Linked DNA regions of Homo sapiens: region 1 is linked to region 2. Evidence: read pairs that join two places in POLR2A ChIA-PET (ENCODE). Cell type or tissue: Caco-2. All regions are shown on one strand.

Region 1 (5,000 bases), 1.1 Mb before region 2:
TTTGGGATTTTTAGTGCATGTTTGGGGGCCTTTGATTTTTTTTTTAGCTCCTCCCCATGGCTCCATTTGCCCTCACCACAACAAGCTGAGCATCCTGTATTTGCAGTAACACCTGGACCTGGGGTTCCCAAAGCAAGGGCCTTTGCCAGATGCTCTACTTCTCTGCTCTTTCCTCTACTTCTCTGCTCTTTCCAGACATGTCAAAACCAGGGATTTTCCCCTCCCTAACAGGCAGTGCAGTTCCTTCGCGTGCCCCCTGCGTTGATCTAGAATCCCAAGGAGTTAATGACTTCCCTGATTGAGTTGCTTCCTTTGGAAGCCTCCTGTGCCAGCTCTGCCCAGCCCCCGCCTTCAGTGGCCACTGCGGGGCTGCCCAGCCAGAAACCAGGTCTCCCCAGGCAGGACCTCTCGCTCCCATCAGCTGCAAAGTCACTGTCTTCCAGGGCCACCTGCCTCATGACTGGCTCTCCTCAGGTCACAGGAAGCTGGGAGCGGGACCCTGAAAGAACTCGAGTTCTGTCCTTAGATGTTGGGCATGCAGCAGGCAAAGGGAGAATGAGAGGAGACAAGGACCTGGCTTCCCATCTACAGACTGTTCAGCCAAGGCCATGCCTAGAGTGGGATCTGCTAAATGGGCACAGCAGAACATTGGAAGAAGCACCTTTGAGCCAGTGCTGCTGGGGTCTCCGTGGATTAGAGCCAGGAGCCCTGATGAGGCCTGTGGGCGGGGCTTCACTTTCGACCCTGAGAAGCCAACTCCACATCTCCTTCCCTCTCACCCTTGAGCCGTGGGTAGTTCAGGGAGGCCACAGCCTTCTTTCTGTGCCATGGCCTATCCCAAAGTCACCTCCACTCACAACGTCGTGACCTTAGGTAAGTTCTTGTACTTTTGTGAACATCATTTCTCACCCAGAATAATGTCCTTACTGCAATATGCTCGTTCCATTCCCTGCTGGCTTTGTGGCCACAAATGGAGGGGCAGCTACGTTTCTTGAACACAGAGCCTGAGAGGCCTTGTATGCAGCTGCTGGAAGCAGCCAGGAGACCCCAAAAGTGGGCTGGAGACTTCAACAAGGACAGGGAACAGGGCTGCACTGAGAGGCCCAGGGGCTAGGTCAGCAGCACCGCTAGGCAGATTTGGAGGGGAGCTGGGGAGAGGCGAGGCAGCCAGCTTTGCAAGATTCCCACGGCACACAGCCAGTGCTCAGGGGTTCCCTTCTCAGCGTTCCTCTCACCTGGTGTGGCTCCCTCACGCTTGGCATGGATCTGAGCTCCTTTCCTTATGGCTGAGACCCAAACTGCCTACAAGTGGCCTTTTCTCCCTGTTCTTGCCTGCAAGGGCAGCATGGGGCCTCAGGCTGTCAGTGCTACCAGGGACGCTGGCATTCACTTTGTCCATAATGTACAGATGGATGTAGACAACTGCCCTCAGGGCTGTCCGGGGGCAGGACCAAGCCCAGCAACCACACCTCCTGACACAGCCAGGTTCTCCCCCAACGGCGGAGCTGACAGGACTGTTCATGGTTCATTGAGTGGACCCAGCAATACCTCATCGATAATCCACAGTCGAGAGAAGAGGGGCGGTCAGAGACCGGCCAGCCCTCCCTTCTGATTGGGAGAGGCCTCTGCAGGCACTGACAGGCTCCAGAGAGTGCTGTGGGGGGCAGTCAGTGTCCATAGTCCCCTGGAATCTTCTCTGGGCTGTTTTCTCTGACTTTTCACCTGAAATTAACTGTACATAGCTGGGCTAGGAACTCTCTAAATCTGAAAGCATGTGGCTTAGGGAAAATCACTTGACTCGTTTACCTTCTGGCTAAGAAGTGAAGACTCTGGGCTAATCTAGTCCTCCAGGCCCTGGAGTCCCACACAGTGATGCTATCTGTGCAGCTAGAGGGCAGAGCCCTTGGTCATGTCCACCCTCTGATTAAGTGGGCATCTCCTCTCCTGCTAGCTTTGGGGCTTGGGGTGGGGCTGGGACAAAGCCTGGTGCCCGTGTGATTCATCCGCACATTATTTCTCCTCTCTGCCATTCTAGGGTCGTGCTGCGGCAGCCTGGCGCCCGACATGTGAAGGGGAACCTGCCAGGGGATTACTGTGAGCTCACAGCAGGATAGGCTGGCCCCGGGGGAGTGGGGATGGGCAGAACCTGGGCCAGGAGTATTAGGAAGGAGACCTGGACCCTGGTAGGGAGCTCAGCACAAGCTCGCCTGACCCAGATGGTATTGGACACAGTGCCCCGCTGAACAGCAGCTGTTCCCAGCGCCAGAGGACCCCACAGCCACAGTAGGAGCTTTGCGACCCCTACGCAACTGCAGCTGGGGCTGGGGCCACCAGGAGAAGGGACCAGCACCTCAGATGGGAAGCAGAAGGGCAAGACCTACTGCGGAAAGGATCTCGATCTCTGCAGCGGAGTTTTCCCACACTCACAGAGCTTCCTGTTTTTGTCCTCTCAGGGTTGGGGTCTGGCTCCCCTCCTCTGGCAGAGGTTTTGGGCCAGGAGGTGGGACAACACTTGCATGGAACCCAAGTCCCCTGAAGCCCCTGTGCTCTCTGTTGTGATTGGAGTTCTAGGGCTTCCCCGCTGCCGGGAACGAGGGGCCGCCTCATTGTCTGCTCATGAACCACAAGGACCCCGACTGCTCCAGACTGGATTATTTCAAGCCGCCAAAGAGGGGGACCCCTAGAGCTGGCAGCCAGCAATCCCAAGGGACTAGAGGGCTGCAATGGACTGACCTCCCCCTCACCAGGGTGGCAGGAGAGGCAGAGCCTCTGTGGCCTAGCTAGTGACGGAGAGACCCGATGAAGCCCTAAGCAGGGGCCCCGCCTGACTCAGGGACAGGACAGCCACTCCTGCCAACGTGTGTTCTCCCTACATGAGGGAGGGCGTGGCAAGGGACCCCTGCCACTGTCCCCTGCTGCAGCACGTGCCCCTATGCCCTTTGCATGTGGTGCCAGAATAGGCAGGCTACGCCGTGGCTGGCCCCTCAGCGGGCTGGGAAAAGAGTGGCCACGGTGACCGTCACCCGCCTGCCGGCACCATGAAGTGCTCCCTGCGGGTGTGGTTCCTCTCCGTGGCCTTCCTGCTGGTGTTCATCATGTCCCTGCTCTTCACCTACTCGCACCACAGCATGGCCACGCTCCCCTACCTGGACTCAGGGGCCCTGGATGGGACGCACCGGGTGAAGCTGGTGCCCGGCTATGCCGGCCTGCAGCGCCTCAGCAAGGAGAGGCTCTCGGGCAAGAGCTGTGCCTGTCGCCGCTGCATGGGCGATGCCGGTGCCTCCGACTGGTTTGACAGCCACTTTGACGGTAACATTTCCCCCGTCTGGACCCGAGAGAACATGGATCTTCCACCGGACGTCCAGAGGTGGTGGATGGTAAGAGCTGCTGCTCCCTTCCAGGGATCTGTCCCCCAGTTTTAGAGCCACTCAGAGCCCCCTCTTGGATTTCTGGCCCCCAGAGCCTTGACAAAATGCCTGTTTGACCAAGCCATTTATAGGATCACAGATTACTGAAGGGCAGAGCAAGCACTGACCTGATGGAGGGGGCTAGTATTTTCTAGTGCCTGTAGGACCCGAGCATAGGCCAGAAATGCCTCCTGGACCAGGCAGGCAGCAGGGACACAGGGAGCAGGTGGCAGTGAGGAGTACAGCCATGGGGGGCCTGCCCCAGAGGAAGGAGGCAGCCGCCCCTCGGCCCCAGCAGTTGTTGCTGCACAAGGCTGGATCTGGGTTTTTTGTTTTTTTTTTAAGAAAACCTAGAAATCCAGATTTTAAAACTAAATATCCTAATTTATGAACATTGGCTCAAAATAATTGTTTTTTATTTGTTTGTTTGTTTTTTGAGATGGAGTCTCATTCTGTCGCCCAGGCTGGAGTGCAGTGGCACAGTGATGGCTCACTGTAACTTCTGCCTCCCAGGTTCAAGTGATTCTCCTGCCTCAGCCTCCCAAGTAGCTGGAATTATAGGCATGCACCACCCCTCTCAGCTAATTTTTTTGTATTTTTAGTACAGACGGGGTTTCACCATGTTGGCCAGGCTGATCTCAAACTCCTGACCTCAGATGATCTGCCCGCCTCAGCTTCCCAAAGTGCTGGGATTACAGGCGTGAGCCACCATGCCCAGCCAAAATAATTGTAAATACCATGAGAACAGAGCCCCTTTCTTGGTTCTTTACAACTGCTAGAAGACTTTTTACTGGGCTGGGATAAGAAAGCCTTGTAGGGAAGGCCGGTCATGGTGGCTCACGCCTGTAATCTCAGCACTTTGAGAGCACAGGGCGGACGGATCATGAGGTCAGGAGTTCGAGACCAGCCTGACCAACGTGGTGAAACCCCGTCTCTACTAAAAATGAAAAAAAATTAGCCAGGCATGGTGGTGCGTGCCTGTAATCCCAGCTACTCAGGAGGCTGAGGCAGGAGAATCGCTTGAACCTGGGAGGCGGAGGTTGCAGTGAGCCGAGATTGCACCATTGCACTCCAGCTGGGCAACAAAGTGAGACTCCGTCTCAAAAAAAAAAAAAAAAGAAAGAAAAGAAAGCCGTGCAGGGACTACTTAATCTATTTTATGAAATAATGTGTTGTCTGATTCTAGAGTTAAAAAAAAACAAGCAATGAAAAGAACCCTCAGGGGCTAAGGGAGGTGAAGGGGTGGGGCTGGGGGGGTCCTCCCTGTCTTTCCAGTCATCACTTTTCTGCTACTTTTAATTCCTTCTACCTTGCCCCAAGGCTCTGGAGTGTCACTCCCCAGGCTCTGCAGGCCATCTGGTTGCCACACATGTCATGGGTGGAGCCATGTCAGCACTGAGTCCCTGCAGGCTCCCAAGCTGCAAGGGATGAGCTCATGTGATCAGGCTTATCAGAATGATGTCACAGAACCTGCCTTCCAGCCTAGACTGTCAAGAGTGCCCGAGGACCAGGGTCTGCAGAGCTGGGGCCACTAGGAGCCCCGTGGGCTCTTACTGTGACAGCTTTTTTTTGATACAGGTTCTCACTGTCTTT
Region 2 (5,000 bases):
TGTCAGGGCATCGTGAACGAAGTGCGCCAGTCCATGCAGCTGATGCTGAGCCAGCTGATCCAGCAACTGAGGACCAACATCCAGCTTCCTGCCTGCCTCCGTGTCATTGGCTACCTGCGGCGCATGGACGTCTTCACTGAGGCTGAGTTGAGGGTGAAGTTTCTTCAGGCCCGAGATGCTTGGCTCCGGTCCATCCTGACTGCCATTCCTAATGATGATCCCTATTTCCATATTACAAAAACCATCGAGGCCTCCCGTGTCCATCTCTTTGATATCATCACCCAGTACCGTGCCATCTTCTCAGACGAGGACCCACTGCTGCCCCCTGCCATGGGTGAGCACACTGTGAATGAGAGTGCCATCTTCCATGGCTGGGTGCTACAGAAGGTCTCACAATTCCTGCAGGTGCTGGAGACCGACCTTTACCGGGGCATAGGCGGCCACCTGGACTCTCTGCTGGGCCAGTGCATGTACTTTGGGCTGTCCTTCAGCCGGGTGGGAGCTGATTTCCGGGGTCAGTTGGCTCCTGTTTTCCAGCGGGTGGCCATCAGCACTTTCCAGAAAGCAATTCAGGAAACAGTGGAGAAATTCCAGGAAGAAATGAACTCCTACATGCTCATCTCGGCTCCAGCCATCCTGGGCACCAGTAACATGCCTGCTGCTGTGCCAGCCACCCAGCCGGGGACGCTGCAGCCACCCATGGTGCTCCTAGATTTCCCACCCCTCGCCTGCTTTCTCAACAATATTCTGGTTGCCTTCAATGATCTGCGCCTCTGCTGCCCTGTGGCCCTGGCGCAGGATGTGACTGGGGCCTTGGAAGATGCCCTTGCCAAGGTGAGCACATTCTGTTGGTTTTCTGCTACCCTGGGCCTTCTCTGGTAATGGGTGGCCAGATTTTTGTAATAAACCCGTCTATTTGACGGTGTCTGCTGACATGGAGAGGTCTAGTGTGGTTTTGGAGGTTCTCCTGATTGAGAAGCTCTGGCCAGTTGCCCTTCATGGGACCTAGGACAGTCCATGAAGTGATTTGCCTATAGTAACAATTCGGTAATACACGTATTAGCTTTCTAGTGCTGCATAACAAATTTCCACAAACTTAGTAGCTTCCAGCAACACATTTATTACCTTCCAGTTTTGGTGGGTCAGGAGTCCAGGCACAGCACAACCGGGTCCTCTCTGCTCAGGGTCTTACAGGGTTGCCATCAAGGTGTTGGCTGGACTATGGCCTCATCTGGAGGTTGGGGCTCCATTTCAGACTCATGCAAGTTGGCAGGGGTCAGTTCTTTGCAATTGCAGAACTGAAGCCTCAGCTCCTAGAGGCTGTCCACTCCATAGGCAGCTGACAACATGGCTGTTTGCTTCCTCAAGGCCAGCAGGAGAGCTACTCTCTTGAGTCTCTTCTTTTAGGTACCTCCTTTTAAAAACTTCATTTGATTAAGTCAGATGATTAGGGACTTTAATTACATCTACAAAACCCTTTACCTTTAGCATATTCTTTTATTTTTATTGTTAAAAGTGTTTTATTTTACAGAGAGATAGTGTCTCCCTATGTTGCCTAGGCTGGTCTCAAACTCCTGGACTCAAGTGATCCTCCTGCTACAGACCCTCAAAGTGTGGGATTACAGGTGTGAGTCACTTGAACTTGGGAAGTCCAGCATCAGAGTCTGTGTTCTTACCCTGTCGCTATGCCACATATCTGTAGTGTCAGCTAGGCTGCTCTGTTGGTTTTGAAACTTCTCTTTCCTAGCTGTTTTCTTACAGTTTTCCAGTGGTTCTAGCTTTCTGAAACCTCGGGGCTTAGTAGAAAGCTTGTATAGTTTTGCTTCATTTTCCTGGATCCAGCACAGTTCTGGTTGGTCCTCCGTGGAAGTTAAGAACCATGTATTGGGCCGGGCGCAGTGGCTCACGCCTGTAATGCCAACACTTTGGGAGGCTGAGGTAGGAGGATCTCTTGAAGCCAGGGGCTCCAGACCAGCCTGGGCAACAAAGCAAGACCCTGTCTCTACAAAAAATTTTAAAACTTAGCCAGACGTGATGGTGCACGCCTGTAGTCCCAGCTACTTGGGAGGCTAAGGTGGGAGTATCCCTTGAGCCCAGGAGTTTGAAGCTACAGTGAGCTGATTGTGCCGCTACACTCCAGCTTAGGTGACAGAGCAAAATCCTGTCTCTAAAAAAAAAAAAAAAAAAACCAAAACCATGTATTCTCTCTATAGTTTTATGACACTCCTCCACTGGAACCGGAAACTATACCCGTAATGTAACAAGTTGGGTCTGAACTTCACATTAATAAAGTGACACAATTGTGGACAATGACCATAATTCTGAGTTTAAATGAGACAGTAAAATAATGTACTGTTAAATTACTTTGTTCAGGAAAACTGGAGGGGCATACATTTTTTTGCCTAGTTTCATGCACTGCTGTCCCAGTGGTGATAGGCTGTCCCAGTAATTGACGGTGCCCTTGTCTCTTAGGTAACTAAAATAATCCTGGCCTTCCATCGCGCTGAAGAGGCTGCCTTCAGCAGCGGGGAGCAAGAGCTCTTTGTCCAGTTCTGCACTGTCTTCCTGGAAGACCTTGTTCCGTATTTAAATCGCTGTCTCCAAGTCCTTTTTCCACCAGCTCAGATAGCACAGACTTTAGGTAAGAGAATGAAAATTCTGTAAACTGCCTTACTGATGTGTAATTCACATACTAAATAATTCATCCATTTGTGTAAGTCAGTGTTTTTTAGTAAATATGAATCCAATTTTAGAATATTTCCATCACTCCAAAAAGATCCTTCATGCACGTTTGTAGTCATTCCTCGACAGCATCCTTAGTCCCTGGCAACCTACTTTCTGTTGCCATAGATTTGCCTCTTCTGGACATTTCATAAAAATGGAATCATACATTATGTGGCTGTATCTGGCTAAGCGGAAGAAGCCAGTCACAAAAGAACTACATACGTATGATTCCATTTATGTGAAATATCTAGAGAAATGGTTTTTACAGTCTTTTTTTTTTTTGAGGCGGAGTCTCGCTGTGTTGCCAGGCTGGAGTGCAGTGGCACAGTCTTGGCTCACTGCAACCTCCACCTCCCGGGTTCAAGCAATTCTCCTGCCTCAGCCTCCCGAGTAGCTGGGACTACAGACTCGCACCACCACGCCCAGCTAATTTTTGTGTTTTAGTAGAGACGGGGTTTCACCATGTTGGCCAGGATGGTCTCTATCTCTTGACCTGTGATCCGCCCACCTCGGCCTCCCAAAGTGCTCGGATTACAGGCGTGAGCCACCACGCCCGTCCTAAAGTCTTTTTTCCAATTCACTTTCACGTCCTTGTCCCTTTGTGGTAGGAGAGGGGCTTGGTTGAGGCACAGCTTCCCAAAGGGCAATGGGTCAGTGCATCACACGTGCAAAGCCTGGCTGCCCTCTGCTTTTTCCCTGGTGCTGCCTGAGGTCTGGGTTCCTGCTGCAGGCACCCTACACTGCTGTTCCGTTACGTTCTGCTTCACAGTATAGCTTCCCATTCCCTGTAACAAAGGTGGTTTTTGCTGTATTAAAACATAGTAATTGATGGCTGGGCGCAGTGGCTCATGCCTGTAATCCCAGCACTTTGGGAGGCCGAGGCGGATGGATCACCTGAGGTTGGGAGTTTGAGACCAGCCTGGCCAACATAGTAACTCCGTCTCTACTAAAAATACAAAAATTAGCCTGGCATGGTGGCGGGCGCCTGTAATCCCAGCTACCACGGAGGCTGAGGCATGAGAACTGTTTGAACCTGGGAGGCAGAGGTTGCAGTGAGCAGCAATCACGCCACTGCACTCCAGCCTGGGCGACAGAGCGAGACTGTCTCAAAAAAAAAAATAGTAATGGCTCGTTTTTTTTCCCTTAAATTTCCTTTTTTTTTTTTTTTTTTTTTTTTGAGACGGAGTTTTGCTCTTGTGGCCCAGGCTGGAGTGCAATGGCGCGATCTCGGCTAACTGCAATCTCCACCTCCTAGGTTCAAGCGATTCTCCTGCCTTAGCCTTCCCAAGTAGCTGGGATTACAGGCCTGCGCCACCAAGCCCGGCTAATGTTGTATTTTTAAGAGAGATGGGATTTCTCCGTGTGGGTCAGGCTGGTCTCGAATTCCTGACCTCAGGTGATCCGCCCCCCCCTCCCCGGCCTCCCAAAGTGCTGGGATTACAGGCGTGAGCCACCGCGCCCGGCCTCCCTTAAATTTCTATATTGAGTTTTATTAGTAACTGTTTTCCATTTTGCTTTCCCCACGTCTGGGTTAGGCATTCCTCCCACTCAGCTCTCCAAGTACGGTAACCTAGGGCATGTGAACATCGGCGCCATTCAGGAGCCCCTCGCCTTTATCCTGCCAAAGAGAGAGACGCTTTTCACCCTGGATGACCAGGCGCTGGGGCCCGAGCTCACAGCTCCAGCACCAGAGCCTCCCGCCGAGGAGCCACGCCTGGAGCCCGCGGGCCCAGCCTGCCCGGAGGGAGGGCGAGCGGAGACGCAGGCCGAACCGCCCAGCGTGGGGCCCTAGCCGGCGTCCCCTGCCTCCAGAACGCGGTGCGTGAGGTTCCCGGCGCGGGGTGGCCAGGACTGCCTCGCCCTGGAAGGTCCGGGGCGGGTTCGGGAGGCGGGAAGGCGCTCCCGGGAGGAGAGCGGAAGGGGGCGGTGCTCACTGCCAGTCTAAGCAGGAAGGCGGGGATCCAGTCGCGGCTTCGCTGTGTGCTGGCCGACGGCGCTTCCCGGCGTGCCCCGCGCTGCGGCCGGAAGGGGCGGGCCGGGTCACTGTTAAGGGGGCCGCCATGGCCCGGCTGTGGGGCGCGCTGAGTCTTTGGCCACTGTGGGCGGCCGTGCCGTGGGGCGGGGCGGCAGCCGTCGGTGTCCGGGCTTGCAGCTCCACGGCCGCCCCGGACGGCGTCGAGGGCCCGGCGCTGCGGCGCTCCTATTGGCGCCACCTGAGGCGTCTGGTGCTGGGTCCTCCCGAACCGCCGTTCTCGCACGTGTGCCAAGTCGGGGAC

What was found. ChIA-PET counts read pairs that join two places held together with the same protein. Peaks named below come from ENCODE experiments on the same cell type or tissue, not always from the same donor. Only the 100,000 strongest peaks of a DNase experiment are listed, where the experiment ranks them.
Region 1: POLR2A ChIA-PET joins it to region 2 with 17 read pairs; 2 of 35 experiments call an interaction of 5 or more read pairs at or near these places.

Annotation. Positions count from the first base shown.
Region 1 is chr16:70,396,569-70,401,568 of GRCh38, reverse strand. ST3GAL2 (ST3 beta-galactoside alpha-2,3-sialyltransferase 2) reads left to right here. Exons shown (of 7, transcript NM_006927.4): 2 at 2,036-3,377. The coding sequence starts at 3,039. Among named protein-coding and RNA genes, the nearest start is that of ST3GAL2, 40 kb to the left of the region's middle. In Caco-2, no CTCF peak of the experiment used is centred here; a DNase peak (open chromatin) is centred at 4,808.
Region 2 is chr16:69,330,355-69,335,354 of GRCh38, reverse strand. COG8 (component of oligomeric golgi complex 8) reads left to right here. Exons shown (of 6, transcript NM_032382.5): 3 at 7-834; 4 at 2,473-2,641; 5 at 4,260-4,542. The coding sequence ends at 4,516. PDF (peptide deformylase, mitochondrial) reads left to right here and starts at 4,767. Exons shown (of 2, transcript NM_022341.2): 1 at 4,767-5,000. The coding sequence starts at 4,785. RefSeq lists enhancers at 3,458-4,105, 4,754-5,000 and silencers at 4,330-4,719, 4,750-5,000. In Caco-2, no CTCF peak of the experiment used is centred here; a DNase peak (open chromatin) is centred at 4,654; H3K4me3 peaks cover 1,070 bases.